Linked DNA regions of Homo sapiens: all the other regions are linked to region 4. Evidence: chromatin contacts called from ENCODE Hi-C data. All regions are on one chromosome and are shown on one strand. The core of a region is the stretch at or near the end of the contact, and the rest is flanking DNA. Distances in the headings are between cores, read along the strand shown.

Evidence for each region. A loop is a pair of places that touch in the nucleus more often than their neighbours do. Pooled maps may share reads with other maps.
Region 1: a loop to region 4 is called in a map of B cell, with 22 times the contacts of the local background. The contact joins the promoter of RFC5 here to the promoter of PRKAB1-AS1 in region 4. A Hi-C loop is called at or near these places in 5 of 168 maps with a recorded cell type or tissue (B cell, CD4-positive, alpha-beta T cell, CD8-positive, alpha-beta T cell and 2 more), 3 of 37 single-sample maps with no recorded cell type and 16 of 50 pooled maps.
Region 2: a pooled map shows a loop between it and region 4 (5-fold over the local background). The contact joins the enhancer-like site here to the promoter of PRKAB1-AS1 in region 4. A Hi-C loop is called at or near these places in 6 of 50 pooled maps.
Region 3: a map of CD4-positive, alpha-beta memory T cell shows a loop between it and region 4 (15-fold over the local background). The contact joins the promoter of MLEC here to the promoter of PRKAB1-AS1 in region 4. A Hi-C loop is called at or near these places in 1 of 168 maps with a recorded cell type or tissue (CD4-positive, alpha-beta memory T cell), 1 of 37 single-sample maps with no recorded cell type and 9 of 50 pooled maps.

The regions. Positions count from the first base shown.
Region 1 is chr12:118,015,024-118,018,364 of GRCh38, forward strand. It overlaps RFC5 (replication factor C subunit 5), which reads left to right and starts at 1,680. Exons shown (of 11, transcript NM_007370.7): 1 at 1,680-1,869. The coding sequence starts at 1,805. RefSeq lists an enhancer at 1,388-1,557 and a silencer at 1,922-1,971.
Region 2 is chr12:118,033,484-118,037,132 of GRCh38, forward strand. WSB2 (WD repeat and SOCS box containing 2) reads right to left here. Exons shown (of 9, transcript NM_018639.5): 6 at 2,855-3,027; 7 at 1,731-1,841; 8 at 1,503-1,610; 9 at 1-875. The coding sequence ends at 713. It also overlaps a transcript of RFC5 not described here. Among named protein-coding and RNA genes, the nearest start is that of RFC5, 19 kb to the left of the region's middle. RefSeq lists enhancers at 2,130-2,189, 2,200-2,249. Within about 2 kb of position 1,528, at least 4 of the 41 ENCODE cell types and tissues checked have a DNase peak (open chromatin) inside an H3K27ac peak, as active enhancers do.
Region 3 is chr12:120,685,659-120,689,087 of GRCh38, forward strand. MLEC (malectin) reads left to right here and starts at 1,491. Exons shown (of 5, transcript NM_014730.4): 1 at 1,491-1,873. The coding sequence starts at 1,639. LOC105370029 (a long non-coding RNA gene) reads right to left here and starts at 1,491. Exons shown (of 3, transcript XR_945449.3): 1 at 1,196-1,491. RefSeq lists silencers at 610-709, 1,550-1,849 and enhancers at 870-979, 1,070-1,199, 1,294-1,795.
Region 4 is chr12:119,666,746-119,669,860 of GRCh38, forward strand. PRKAB1-AS1 (PRKAB1, TMEM233 and CCDC60 antisense RNA 1) reads right to left here and starts at 1,382. Exons shown (of 3, transcript NR_188494.1): 1 at 1,198-1,382. It overlaps PRKAB1 (protein kinase AMP-activated non-catalytic subunit beta 1), which reads left to right and starts at 1,388. Exons shown (of 7, transcript NM_006253.5): 1 at 1,388-1,658. The coding sequence starts at 1,500. RefSeq lists a silencer at 865-1,134 and enhancers at 1,235-1,644, 2,083-2,718.

The DNA of each region.
Region 1 (3,341 bases), core at 430-2,929, 1.7 Mb before region 4:
TCCAGCCTGGGTGACATAGTGAGACCTTCTCTCAAAAACGAAACAGAACAAAACCCCAGGAGTGTTCAAAGACCCCAGAATTTGGCAATACATGACAAATATTTAATGTGTTTCTATAACTTTAATTCAGAGGCATCTATATCTCACCTCAGCATGTGTCAGCAAATTAATTGTAAACATGTGCTGATTTTTAGCCTTAGTATTTAAGAAAAACTTGTTAATCATTTATGATTCCCTTCCTGGAGATAAAAATGAATAAAACCAGTTTTATCTTAAAAGAAAGAAAGAAAAGTTTAAAAATGGCATGCTAATGATCTAAGCCCCCAGTGTTAAAGTTTCCTGGGAGCAAGCAGAGTAGGGGCACTGTCACATCACAAGCCCTAGCTGATCCCCTTCTTCGGGGTCCCCAGGCAGGGGCTAGGGTGAAGCCATAACTGCCATCACATACTTGCCACTGTCCCTCTGCTGTGTTCCTGAAGCAGGTGACAGTGATGTAATCCTATGCAAAGAGTATTGCTACCTCCTAATCAGAACACTGCTGACCCCAGGCCAGCCTCAAAAATCCTCCAGGATTTTTGTCTTCCTCATCATGTTAAAAGAAAAAAAAAAAGAAAAGACTTCAATATGGATGCTTTGCATGCTCATTGCTGGAAAATACAGACCAGGCCAGGCGCAGTGGCTCACGCCTGTAATCCCAGCACTTTGGGAGGCTGAGGCGGGTGGATCACTTGAGGTCAGGAATTCGAGACCAGCCTATCCAACATGGCAAAATCCCATCTCTACTAAAAATACAAAAATTAGCCAGGCGTGGTGGCGCGCGCCTGTAATCCCAGCTTCTCCGGAGGTTGAGGCAGAGAATCGCTTGAACCCGGGAGGCAGAGGTTGCAGTGAGCCGAGATAGCGCCACTGCACTCCAGCCTGGGTGACAGAGCAAGACACCAAAAAAAAGAAAAGAAAATACAGACCAACAAAAAAGAAGAAAATAAAAGTGATCTAGAATTCTCCTCGCCTCAGGAAAAAAACCTAAAATGTTGATATCGATTCTCCTCAGTATCTCAGATCACAAGGACCTTGTCCTCTGTGTTCATGAACTAGACCTTCCAGCGACACAGATTAACCCAACTGGAAGTTTCTGTTTGTTTTTCTCTGGAGTCGTTTTCTGGAGGTTGGTTCCCTAAACTTTTTGGGCGAGGGGCACGGATTCCGGAGATAGGTAGGTTGCAGTTGTGTTTGTTTGGGGTTGTTTTCATTTCCAAATATTCACCTCCCAGCTTGGGGGCCGAGAGGTATCTCAAGCCTTCTTTCGCAAAGGCATCTATATTCAAGACCCAGCCGTTTTACTCGGTGTTGTTTTTTTTCTTAGATTTTTTTTTTTTTTTTTGAGCCCCGGCAGCTTTTGTTCCTTTGAATTTAAGTGTTTGAAGCTTGGCGATGGCAGGAATTGGCTTTGGCCTTGAGATCTTAATATGTAATGATGACTGGGGCTGCAGGGGGCCCTGCCTCTCCCGCTGCCCTGCTCTGGAAGCGCCTGGGTATCTGAGAGTTCAGAGCAGGCTGGAGGGGCGGAGCTTGGAGGGACGCTGGCGGCCCGCGCCTCCGGTAACCTAGCAACCGACGCCCTAGCAACGCGAGGGGGCGGGACCGAGGGAGGAAGTCGGAAACTGGTGGCCGCGTCTCGCGAGAGTTGCTTTTGCGCGCGAACTGTAAGTGCCAGGGTCTCAGGGTCAGGTCGCGGCTGGTCACTGTGCAGGCGCTTGGGTGACGCGACGATCTCAGCGGATCTGGTCACCTTCGTCTCCCCGCCATGGAGACCTCAGCACTCAAGCAGCAGGAGCAGCCCGCGGCGACCAAGATCAGGAACCTGCCCTGGTAGGAGGAGGCCGAGCGGCGGCGGTGGGCAGAGGGGGCCAGGCGGCCGCGCGGGGAGGAGGTGGCTGGGGTGGCAGGTGACCGGACCCCAACCCGACCTCTTCCCGTCGTCTCCAGGCCTGCAGCCGGGACCGACCTGCAGAGGTTTCCCCCGACACCCCCCAGCTACCCAGACTCGTCCGTTCTGTTTAGGGCTTTTGCCAGTTCTCACCCTTTCACCCCCAGCTCCATTTGCCGAAGAAGAAGGCGGCTTTCGCACCTGGTGACAGCACAGGGGTTCGATCCCGCGTCTCCTGACGCCTGCAATGGCCTCCATGCCAAAATGCCCTCTTCCCACTCTTCAAAACCTGCGATGCGACTATTGGTCACATTTTAAACTAGTAATAACGCTCCCTGGTCAACTTTTATTGAATGGCATATTATTAGATTAGCAGACGCCCTGTTAGATGTTCGATCCTTACAAAGACCGTAGGAGGTAGGCACCGCTTCAAATTTTACACAGGAGGAAACTGCATTTTAGAAAGATGTAATGACTTCCCTATGGTCCAAGGGAGAAAATTGGCTTGGAGGTGAATCTAGGAAGTCTGAATTCAGATCTTGTACTCTTAACCATCCTACTTAAACAGCTATGTTCTCGCAATGCTTCCAAGACTTTGAAGCAATTTGGCTTGGCTTCGAAAAGCTGCAAGTTGTCATTGTCTAGTAACTAGTTCAATTTGTCTTTATTGTGGTTAAAAAAAACCCAGAAGATTGACAGTTGTAACTATTTTATGTATTTACGTATTTTTTTTTTTTAGAGACAGGGTCTCGCTCTGTCGCCCATGCTGGAGCGCAGTGGTGTGATCACAGCTCAGTGTAACCTCAAACATTGGGGTTCAAGCCATTCTCCTGCCTCAGCCTCCGAAGAACTGGGACTTTTAGAGGCGAGCTACCAAGCCCATCCTGTAACCATTTTAAAATGTACAATTCAGTGGCATTAAGTACATTCAGAATGCAGTGTACTGTTGTGGAGTCTTCCCGCTATCTAGTTCCAAAATTTCATCACCCCAAATGGAAATCCTTTACCCATTGACAGTTACTCCCCATTCTCCCCTTCCTCTAGCCCCTGGCAACCACTAATCTGCTTTCTATCTATGGATTTGCCTATTCTGGACATTTCATGTAAGTGGAATCCTACACTATGTGGCCTTTTGTGTCTGGTTTCTTTCACTCAGGATCATGTTTTCAAGGTTCATGCATGTTGCTGCTTGTATCAGTAGTTAATTTCTTGTTATGGCTGAATCATATTCCATTGTATGGACAGAAGAGATTTTACCTATCCATTCTTCTGTTGAAGTCTATTTGGGTAGGAGTTCAGTTTCAAATGCACTTTGCAATAGTAGGTGCCCATCAGGTTGAGATTATAGGCAAACAGCTGGAAAGATGAAGTTAGAACAGAGTTTTCAACCTCAGCACTATTGACATTTTGGGCC
Region 2 (3,649 bases), core at 278-2,777, 1.6 Mb before region 4:
AGAATACATCCTTGTATAATCTGACATACAAATTTGTCATTTCCTGCACATGCACACCATTGTTAAAAAAAAAAAAAAAAAGCCAGTAATAGTGTCTGGATCGGTCAGGAGCACGGCCTCTGAGTCCCCTGTAATTTAGTTAAGCTAAATTAATACCTCATACCAAATGGCTCCAGGAAAACTGTCCTGCAGGTCAGAAGGGAGCCCAAGAAGAAAAGCACTTGGCCAACATCGAAGCAACTCTGACCACAGCAGGAGAGAACTTGAACCAATGCTACCACTGCATCAGAAACACAAGGATAGGTACTAGGCAGAAGCCATCGTTCCCAGCGGAGGGAGTGTGAGCTGCTCTGCCACTAGAGAGGCTCTGGAGGCCTACTTAGTTGCATAATCAAAACAACATCAGTAACTGCACTTTGAATCAAAACAAGCAGAAAGAGTTCAACACTTGCTGTTCATAACTGGACTGAAAATTTAACGTAAGGCTCTGTTGCCGTGCAAGTGGAATCTCTTCCTCTAAGACTGACTTTCACATGCCAGGGAGAGAAAGATCCATGACTAGTACACTGGAATCTGGTTTTGCTACATTCTATTCACAATCCCAAAGAAATGCTATTTCAATGCAAGACCAGATGTTTGGCCCATTATTCCAGCAACTCCCTTTGACAGGACGATTTACCCTGCTACAAAGAAGCACAAGATGTGGTGTTGCTTAAAAAGTCCTGTATGTGAGGAACTCTTTCATTTTCTTGGGGATTGGCAGTGCTAGGACTTGGTAAGTTGTTAGGAAACTTCGAAGGGCTTTCCGGCATAAGTGCTTCAGTGAGGACAGGACCCTAGGAGCTGTCCAGAACTGGACGTGGCCATCTCTTGTCCTAAAATGAAACAGAAACCGATGCTAAGACAGAGCTTGGATGTTCATGTTTTCATGAGGATGAATACTCATGTTTCTGTTTTGACTGCAAAGAGCAGGAGACTTCGGAGAGTGAAATGTAACCCTGACTGTGGAAATGGATGTAAAATTGTGGTGCTGAATAATTAAAGCTGCTGATAGGATTAGAAAAACTCAAGACACCTGTGATACCAAAGCGCTCTCTCTGTCTCTCTCTCGGCACAGCCCTTTCTAAATCTGACCACAGTTAGTTCAAAAGTATAAGGGGGAAGAGTGCCACCTACTGAATTATAGATGTTACCTGTAAAGTGGTCTTTTAGCCCTAAATGGTTTCCCATATATTATGCATCATCTCAATTTTATTCTCCCTTGTGAACTTGGCCCATTAGGTGGCATGACTTACAGATCTTTAATTACATTTAGGTTAAATATTCAGAGAAAATGGGACACCGTTATTAGCAAAATCGATCATTTGAGTTTTATATAATCTTGAATTGCCTTAAAGCTTTCCTCATAGGCAAGAAAATTCTAGATGGTTTCTTTCCTTAAAAAGCTCCATGGTATACTCAGCAGAAAGCACCACCCATCTGTTCAGCTAACAAATACATACCCTGTGGCAATGACTCCACCATGTGGAAAAAATGTGCAGCAAAGCCCATTGGTCATAGGAGCAAATGCAATGGGAGTTTTCAGTTCCAGGGCCCAGATCCTGAGGAGTCTGGATGGGGAGAGAGAACATCTGGATATTAGCTGACCCAGGGCCAGACCAAGAGGGCCTTGCTGCCATTACTTGCAAGCACTTGTTCTGAGGCCATGTAAAGAGAGTTCTCTTCGTTACCTGTCATCTGCCACCGTGGCAAGGTACAAGCCTTCTGGAGAGAAGCACACAGATCTCAGTGAGCTAATGTGGACGTCACTGTCATCCATGGCGGGGTCAACCTGGGTGTGGCTGGGAAGGAAAGAAACAGGATGGCAGGCCTGGAGTGATGGCTGCTCTCCACCCTCCATCATCACCCTAGGCAGGAAGCCAAACTGCCCTGGCTACAAAAGGGCTCAAGATGCATTGTGTGCCCCTCGTGGAAAAGCTTGGGATTTGCACACTGGGAAAAAAAAGGGTATCTCAGAAGGCTCCAGGTGTCCTGTGGATGAAGGGTTACTAACACTTCCTTGTGCTAATTTGCTTATGCAAAGTAGGTCAGCCCTCACTTTAATGCCACAGTAGAAACTGCAAGTCTTTTTTAGGCTAAGATACATGATAATTATAGGACTGCCTATTATTTGCTTCATAAAACAACAGACACAAAAGGAAAAAGGAGACCAAGTTTGTGAGAACATGAAACTCATTTTGGAAAGCACAGTTTCGATAAGAGGCTCTTTCTGAACTTGTTACTACAGTTATTAGTAAATGGAAATAAAGAGTCATATTGAGGCTTCATAATGCTGATTCCGAAGAAGTACACACAGCCACCTGAATCAGGAGACTGGAAGACACTCAAAGCTACTTGAGAGGGCTTAATTGACAAGGCATCACTAAGAAGCAATGAACCAGGCCAGGCGCAGTGGCTCATGCCTATAATAGCAGTTTGGGAGACTGAGGCGGTGGATCACCTGAGGTCAGGAGTTTGAGACTAGCCTGGCCAACATGGTGAAACCCCATCTCTAATAAAAATACAAAAATTAGCCAGGCCTGGTGGCGCACGCTTGTAGTCCTAGCTACTCGGGAGGCTCAGGCAGCAGAATCGCTTGAACCCGGGAGGTGGAGGTTGCAGTGATCCAAGATTGCGCCACTGCACTCCAGCCTGGGTGACAGAGCGAGACTCCGTCTCAAAAGAGACCCACTGTGCCTTTTTATCCAGCTTGTCCCCTCCCATGTCCCAGATTCTAAAAGAGACATGTCTAATCCCAGGCAGGTTCCTCATCAGTCCCCCCACAAAAAAGTCATAGCAGGGATTCAGTCCTTACTGGAGTGACCTCAGCCTTTCGCCGGTGTAGGGGTCCCACATAATCACATTGGTATCGTAAGAAGCCGTGACAAGCAGGGCAGAGTCGGGGGAGAAGTCACAAGAGACAACACTGCTTTGATGGCCCTCTAGCTTCCGAATTAACGTGTAGGACCTCATGCTCCATAGAAAGACCTGTGGAAAGTAAGAAGTGCCTGGTTAGGGCAGAAGCAAAGTGCTTAGGACTCAAACGGAGGGAGGGAAAGGTACCACCACCAAATCTGCAGGCCCTGCAGCCAGGGCTGATTCTCTATCCCTTTTCTACAGCTCTTCCAGAACGTGTGGTGTAGGTTTAAATAAGGCAACTGGTCTGGATTCTTGAGGATTTAAAACAATGGGCATGCTCAAGGAGCTCACTATAAGAGAGAATAAACCAGATCAGCCTTAGGAAGACCCCTGCTGAAACGCATGTGCAGAGACTTCTGAGTCTGCTTCTGAGTCCTGTTTGCCAATAGGGTAGTCGTATGTGCTGATGAAGACCTGAGCCAAGTGCTATCTTATTCCACTTAAAAATAAATGTCAGCGGCCAGGCACGATGGCTCATGCCTGTAATCTCAGCACTTTGGGTGGCTGAGGTGGGTGGATCACATGAGGCCAGGAGTTCAAGACCAGCTTGGTCAACATGGCAAAACCCCATCTCTACTGAAAATACAAAAATTAGCCAGGCATGGTGGTGCACGCCTGTAAGCCCAGCTATTTGGGAGGTTGAGGCAGAAGAATCACTTGAGCCTGGTAGGTGGAGGTTGCAGTGACCTGA
Region 3 (3,429 bases), core at 241-2,740, 1.0 Mb after region 4:
ACCCCCATGGGGTCTGAATTTGGGGCCTGGGAAGGAATTTGGGTGCATTTAGATCCACCACTGATAGTCTCTATTTTGGCACCCTGTTTTGTTCCCGTATAGCACTTACCACTGTTCTAACTAAACAATTAATTTCATTATGGGTTGTGCAAAGTCTATGATTCTCATGCGGGACCCCAGGTGTGTTTTTTGTTCATGTAGCACAAAGCTCATTGCCTAAGTAGTAGGTAGGATTGGTAGATAAAATACAAGAAGTCCAGTTGTTTAAATTTTAATAAACAATGCATTTTTTTTTTTAGTATAAGTGGGTCCCATTTGCTTATCTGAAATTCAAATATAACTGGGCTTCTCCTATTTTATCTGCCAAATCTGACAACCCTGGTAGCAGGGACTTGATACATTTTTTTCCTTTTAGGGAGAATTTCTAAATCGACCAGTATTTATGGAAAATGCATAAGCGTTTTTTTGTTTTTTTTGTTTTTGCCTTGACTCTGCCCTACACTTGCGGTGCGACCCTTTGGCAAAATTCAGTCCCTTTCTATGCCTCAGTTTCCCCATCGGAAAAATGGGAGTTTGAACAGCGACCGAAGCGCAGGGATCGCCAGTGTGGGAGAGCGCCAGGTGAACTGTGAAGGAGCAGGGAGGGAGTTCGGGCCGTGCCCGTGCGGGACAACCCCGGTATCCACTCTGGGCACCGCCGGCGGCGACTCCCGCCAGCGCCTAGGGTGCCTCGGTCCCGCCCCTACGCAGCGGAGGCCGGCCAGAGGCCGTCGCCATGGAGACGCGAGCAGCCTGGCACCCACTCGCTCTCAAAGCCACGCGTTTCCGCTGCGTTGGAGCCTTCTCATTGGACGGCCGTCTGGACGCTACCACCCGCCCCGAGCCCGCTAAGGGGAGGGGGCGGGGCCTTATTCTCATGGGATTCGTTCCCTGGAGACCTGTGTCCGCGGCCTCTCTGGGAAAGCATGGGTCCTCTCCCTCACGCGGGGAAAAGGACTGCGTCTCTTAGGTCTGGAGAGTGTCCATTGCTTCTCCTACTAGAATTTATGCTCATGCTGCTCCCTGAGAAAAGAAGAGGGGGCGGGAAAGTCGGCCACGCCCCCTCCAGAGCCTATTTGGTCTCAGGAGCTAGAGCACCGGAAGTGCTGGCGACATGTCAGTGCGCCCTACCCTAAACCTTCCCCCCCCAGGCCACCTTTCCCATTCAGCTGTGGGATTCCGGGGCCGCCTGGGCGCTGCACCCGCCACTTCCGCATCGAACCGCCGCTTCAACCGAACTCACTCCCTCTGCGCGCGCTCCATCTGGTGCCCGACTGCTGGGCCGGCGCCTGGGAGAAGCCACGCCCTTTCCCGCGCCTGACAGCCAATGAGCGGGCGCCTCCCGGCGGGGTGGTGGGTAATTAATGAGGGCCGGGCGCTGATTGGCTGCAGCGTCGTGGCCGGGGGCAGGGCGGCGGGGTAGGTTGTTCCTGAGGTGGGAGGCGGTACCCGTGGCTGAGAAGAAGGAGGCCTGAGAGCGACATGTCCCCGGCGGCTCAGGCGGAGCGGCCCGTGGCGCTGTTTTTCTGAGTCCGGGGTGGCCTGGCAGCCGGCCGAGGACGAGGGTCGGCGGGGGCTGCCCCCGTGGTGGTGGCCGCCATGCTGGGAGCCTGGGCGGTTGAGGGAACCGCTGTGGCGCTCCTGCGACTGCTGCTGCTGCTGCTGCCGCCGGCGATCCGGGGACCCGGGCTCGGCGTGGCCGGCGTGGCCGGCGCGGCGGGGGCCGGGCTGCCCGAGAGCGTCATTTGGGCGGTCAACGCGGGTGGAGAGGCGCATGTGGACGTGCACGGGATCCACTTCCGCAAGGACCCTTTGGAAGGCCGGGTGGGCCGAGGTGAGAGTCCCCCTGCCGAGCCGCGGGATCCAGGGCCTGCTGTGCTGGGCGCAGCCGGCCGGGGGCTGCGGGCCCCGAGCCCCTTTCGACCCTGGGGCCGCGTCTCTGGAGCGAAGTTTCTCTCTGCAGCTTCTTCGGGGGCCCGCTCTGAGCTCAGGGCCTGGCACTGGCTCCAAGGTACCTAGAGTCATACAGGCAGAGAGTTGGCCAGAAGTTAGTTATATTTGGATTTCTCATCCTGCATTTTCTCAACCCCTCACTCCCATCCAAGCTGGGAGAGAAATGACGAAGGCGGCCTTTTGCTACCTCCAGGCCTCGCGGGTTGTAGGTCATGGGTGCCCCTGCTTCTCCTGTCGAGACAGTTCTTGGGAGATTCTCGTCGACCCAGGAATCGGCCGCTTTCCTTGCCCCTTCTGCAGGAGCGGGGCTTGATTCTTAGCCAGAATAGGAAGGAATCTTCGAAGAGAATGGGCCAGGAAAGTTTGATTGTAGCCTCCTCCCCCGCCCTCTTTTCGAGCGAAGAATATGTGTGCTTAAAAGTAGAATCGGCAGGCCGCCCCCAGAGGGTGGTTCTATCGAAGCCATCCTGCACGTGAGGCTGGTGGCTGTGTGTGAACTGGGTCAACCAGTGTAAGAATCCGAATGGTCTATCAGAGAATGCTTACAACCTCCCCTAGGTGATCCTGAGAGTTCTAATTCCAGCTTAGGGGGAAAATGATTGTGACTTAACTTGCTGGGCAACAGTGGTTTTTAACGGAGCTGCTCCCTTCCCAAAGTTAGTGTGTGTCAGAATTGCCAGGGCAGCTGGTTAAAAATGCAGATTCCTAGTCCCCACTCGAAATTGATTATAGTAGATTGAGCTTTTTTGCTGGGATCCAGGTTTCTGCACCAGGGGCTTGTGATGTAGGTTGCCCCGAGACCACCGTTTTGGAAGATCAGCTTTATAATCTTTGTTTCTTCTGTTGGAGGGATTGGAAAACAGGTTTCAGAAGGAAGTTCTTTGCTAGGAGATTGATACTGTATGCTGGGTTCAGAGGCTACCAAATTGGCAGTATGCCACCTCCAGACAACCAGGAGACAGACTCACTCTTCACTTTCTCTCATTCTTTTTCTGCGATGCCCAGATTTGGCTCTTGCTTTTACTAAAATAGTTAGTTCTTCCCAAGTCGATTGCAGTGTCCTGGAGTTTGTTATATTAAGGAGTTTATTGCCTTTCACACATGTGAGGGTCTTGGGACACAGGGCTGTTTTGTGAAGTTCTATGTTTGTCTTGGAGTTTGTTGAGCCCTGGCATGTAGATCACAGTAGCCTGGGTTCAGCTGACTCAGGGCTCCAGTCTTTAGCAGCGGTAACAGCAGCCAAAGCCAGACTTTATAGCAGGAGGTCATTACTATCTCTATCCTGGACCCTTCCTCTTTCTTCACGAGTGTGGGCAGGGAGGAAAGAGCCCTTGAGGAAACTAGACAGTTTGTGGACTTTGCCTCTTGAGATAGCGGTGGTGAGGGTGCTGAGCGGATGGTTTCTTTCACTTAGCAGATACCAGGCCTTACATTGGT
Region 4 (3,115 bases), core at 132-2,631:
ATTTTGTAGTTTTTCATTTCCTTATTTCACCAAGTGTAAGATTCCATTATTGTAAAAAGCATCCAGTTTCAGAAATTAAAATATATGGGGGCATGGGGGGTGACAAGTGCATCTTAGAATATATTTTTGCATGTAAATATTTTGTAGATAATGCTTGTAAATAATTTTCATGTGTGTATTTCTGCACAAGTTTCCTAGGAGTAAAATTGTGTGTCAAAATGAAGGTGCATTTTTAAATTTTGATGCATACTGCTGAATTCCCCCCAGGAAACCTTATCTTAGTCATCTTGTGTTCCTCATTTCCTTAGCACAATGTCTGGTACTTTTTTAGGTACTAAATAAATGTTCAGTGGGTGAAATGCATGACCTGACCCGGCAAATGCAAAGTATTTTGAGATATTCACACACCAAAAAACCCACAAAATATGACAATGACTGACAATGAGAAGATGAGAATATTTTACTACCGTATTTGTATGCACTTCTTGTTGAAGCACTGACCAGAGTAAATGACAAACGCTAATGCATCTTATGCAGAAGGATGTTTCCGAAGTGATTACAAGATATCTTGCAAAATTACCTATCAAAAGATTGCACACTCAATAAAAATACACGAATAACTCCAGCATTTTACAACCCCCAACCTACTAGACATAAGAAATTTCCAGAGATCTTATGGTCTGCCATTTTTTCAAATACCTGCAAGACTGCCTGCACCCCCGACCCTAATCTGTAGAAATCATGATTCTGCAGGTCTGCAGTGGGGGATGCATTTAACAAGCGCTCCAGGTTAACCTAATGCACTGTAAAGCGTGAGAACACGTGCATTAAAAGGGCTTTAAGAAGTGGAGTTTCTGAATCAGATTTGCATTTTAGAAAGATCCCTCTGGCTGCAGAGTGTAGAATCAACTATAAGTGAGCAAAGATAGCTAAATGGCATTATTCAGCCCAGCGCATGAACGGCTCAGATTGCCCGCGCGCTGGGGTGCCCCCTGCCGGCCCTCGGCAGCGCCTCGTCCTGGGCCTGGCCCTGGGCGGCCGGCTGCTGACTGCGACTGCGCGCTCCGAGGCCTGCAGAGACGGCCCGGGGCACCTGTTACCGCACCGCTCAAGACCGGAAGCGGAAATGGAATCGAGATAGCCTCGCGCGTTTAGCTGGCCGCCGCCACCTCCACGCCCTAGGCCGGGCCGACTTACGGAGTCGCCGGAAGCGGAAGTCGCTGAGGGGTGGTGAAGCGGTTGGGAAAGTGTCGGTTTATCTTCGCGCCCCTTGCGTTCTTGCCGCGGCTTGCCTGGGCAGGTAAAGCGCGATTGCGAGAGCTCGGCAACCCTGCCGACTCAGCCGGAACCGGCTCCCGGCCCGAGGGGCGTGGTGTCCTGGTGCTCCGACTCCTTCCGCAGGCTCCTTGGGACCCGCGGTTCCGGGAGTCCCTTGCTCAGGGTCCCTTTCCTGCAGTGAGGCGCCGTCCGCCTTCCCTGTGTCCCCGCAGACCCCCATCATGGGCAATACCAGCAGTGAGCGCGCCGCGCTGGAGCGGCATGGTGGCCATAAGACGCCCCGGAGGGACAGCTCGGGGGGCACCAAGGACGGGGACAGGCCCAAGATCCTGATGGACAGCCCCGAAGACGCCGACCTCTTCCACTCCGAGGAAATCAAGGTGCGAGCGGTGTGGAGGAACCCGATTCCCCTTGACTAATGTTGAGGAGAGGAACCCTCCACTAGATTCCCGTCACATCCTTTCGAAAAACACCAGAACGGAGAGGGAGGTGGTACATTACCCGGTGCACTTAAAAGCCAGATGGTCCTGTAAGAGTTCTCTTAGCGGTCCAAGAACCTGTGTCTAATTACCAATATGAGAAAGTCACCCTGAGGGAGGAGGTGCTCACTTGGTTTAACATCATTAAGGAGAAAGCAGCTCTGGGACAGAGTTTCAAATTCTTAATTAATTCAGAGTCGAGCTAACAGTAATTGAGCCCCAGCTTCTGCTTTTCTCTTAGGTGTAATTAATTGCACTGCTTTGAGACAAATTCCCTCACCTTTACACAAACTGGAGCTTTTGTAAAAGTTAGTTTGGGAATTTATCCATTTTGGAGGCAAACCAGGTACATATACAAGCTGAAAGTAGAGCGGAACAGCTGACGGCAGTTGCCAGAGGTGTTTAGTTCTGCCCAACACTTTTGATTCACCCTACTTATTTTTTAAAAGACGGTGGTCTCACTAATTAGCCGGGCGTGGTGGCGGGCGCCTGTGGTCCCAGCTACTCGGGAGGCTGAGGCAGGAGAATGGCGTGAACCCGGGAGGCGCAGCTTGCAGTGAGCCGAGGTCGCGCCACTGCACTCCAGCCTGGGCGACAGAGCTAGACTTCGTCTCAAAAAAAAAATATAAATAAAAATAAAAAAGACGGTGGTCTCACAATGTTCTCCAGGCTGGTCTCGAACTCCCGGGTTCAAGCAATCTTTATGCCTTGGCCTCCCAAAGTGCTGGGATCGCAGGCGTGAGCTACGGTGCTGGCCGGTTCAGCCTACTTTTTTTTTTTTTTGAGACCGAGTCTCGCTCTGTCGCCCAGGCTGGAGTGCAGTGGCGCGATCTCGGCTCACTGCAAGCTCCGCCTCCTAGGTTCACGCCATTCTCCTGCCTCAGCCTCCCGAGTAGCTGGGACGACAGGCACCCGCCACCACGCCCGGCTAATTTTTTATATTTTTAGTAGAGACGGGGTTTCACCGTGTTAGCCAGGATGGTCTCCATCTCCTGACCTCAGGAGATCCGCCTGCCTCGGCCTCCCAAAGTGCTGGGATTACAGGCGTGAGCCACTGAACCCACCCTACTTATTTTTTTTTTTTCCTTCTTTGAGATGGAGTCTCACTCTGTTGCCCAGGCTGGAGGGCAGTAGCACAATCTCGGGGCACTGCAACCTTCGTCTCCCGGACTCAAACCATCCTGCCTCAGCCTCCCGAGTAGCTGGGACTACAGGCGTGTGCCACCATGCCTGGCTAATTTTGTGTATTTTTGGTAGAGGTGGGGTTTCGCCATGTTGCCCAGGTTGGTCTTGAACTCCTGACCTCAAGTGATCCGCCCGCCTGGGCCGCCCAAAGTGCTGCGATTACAGGCATGAGC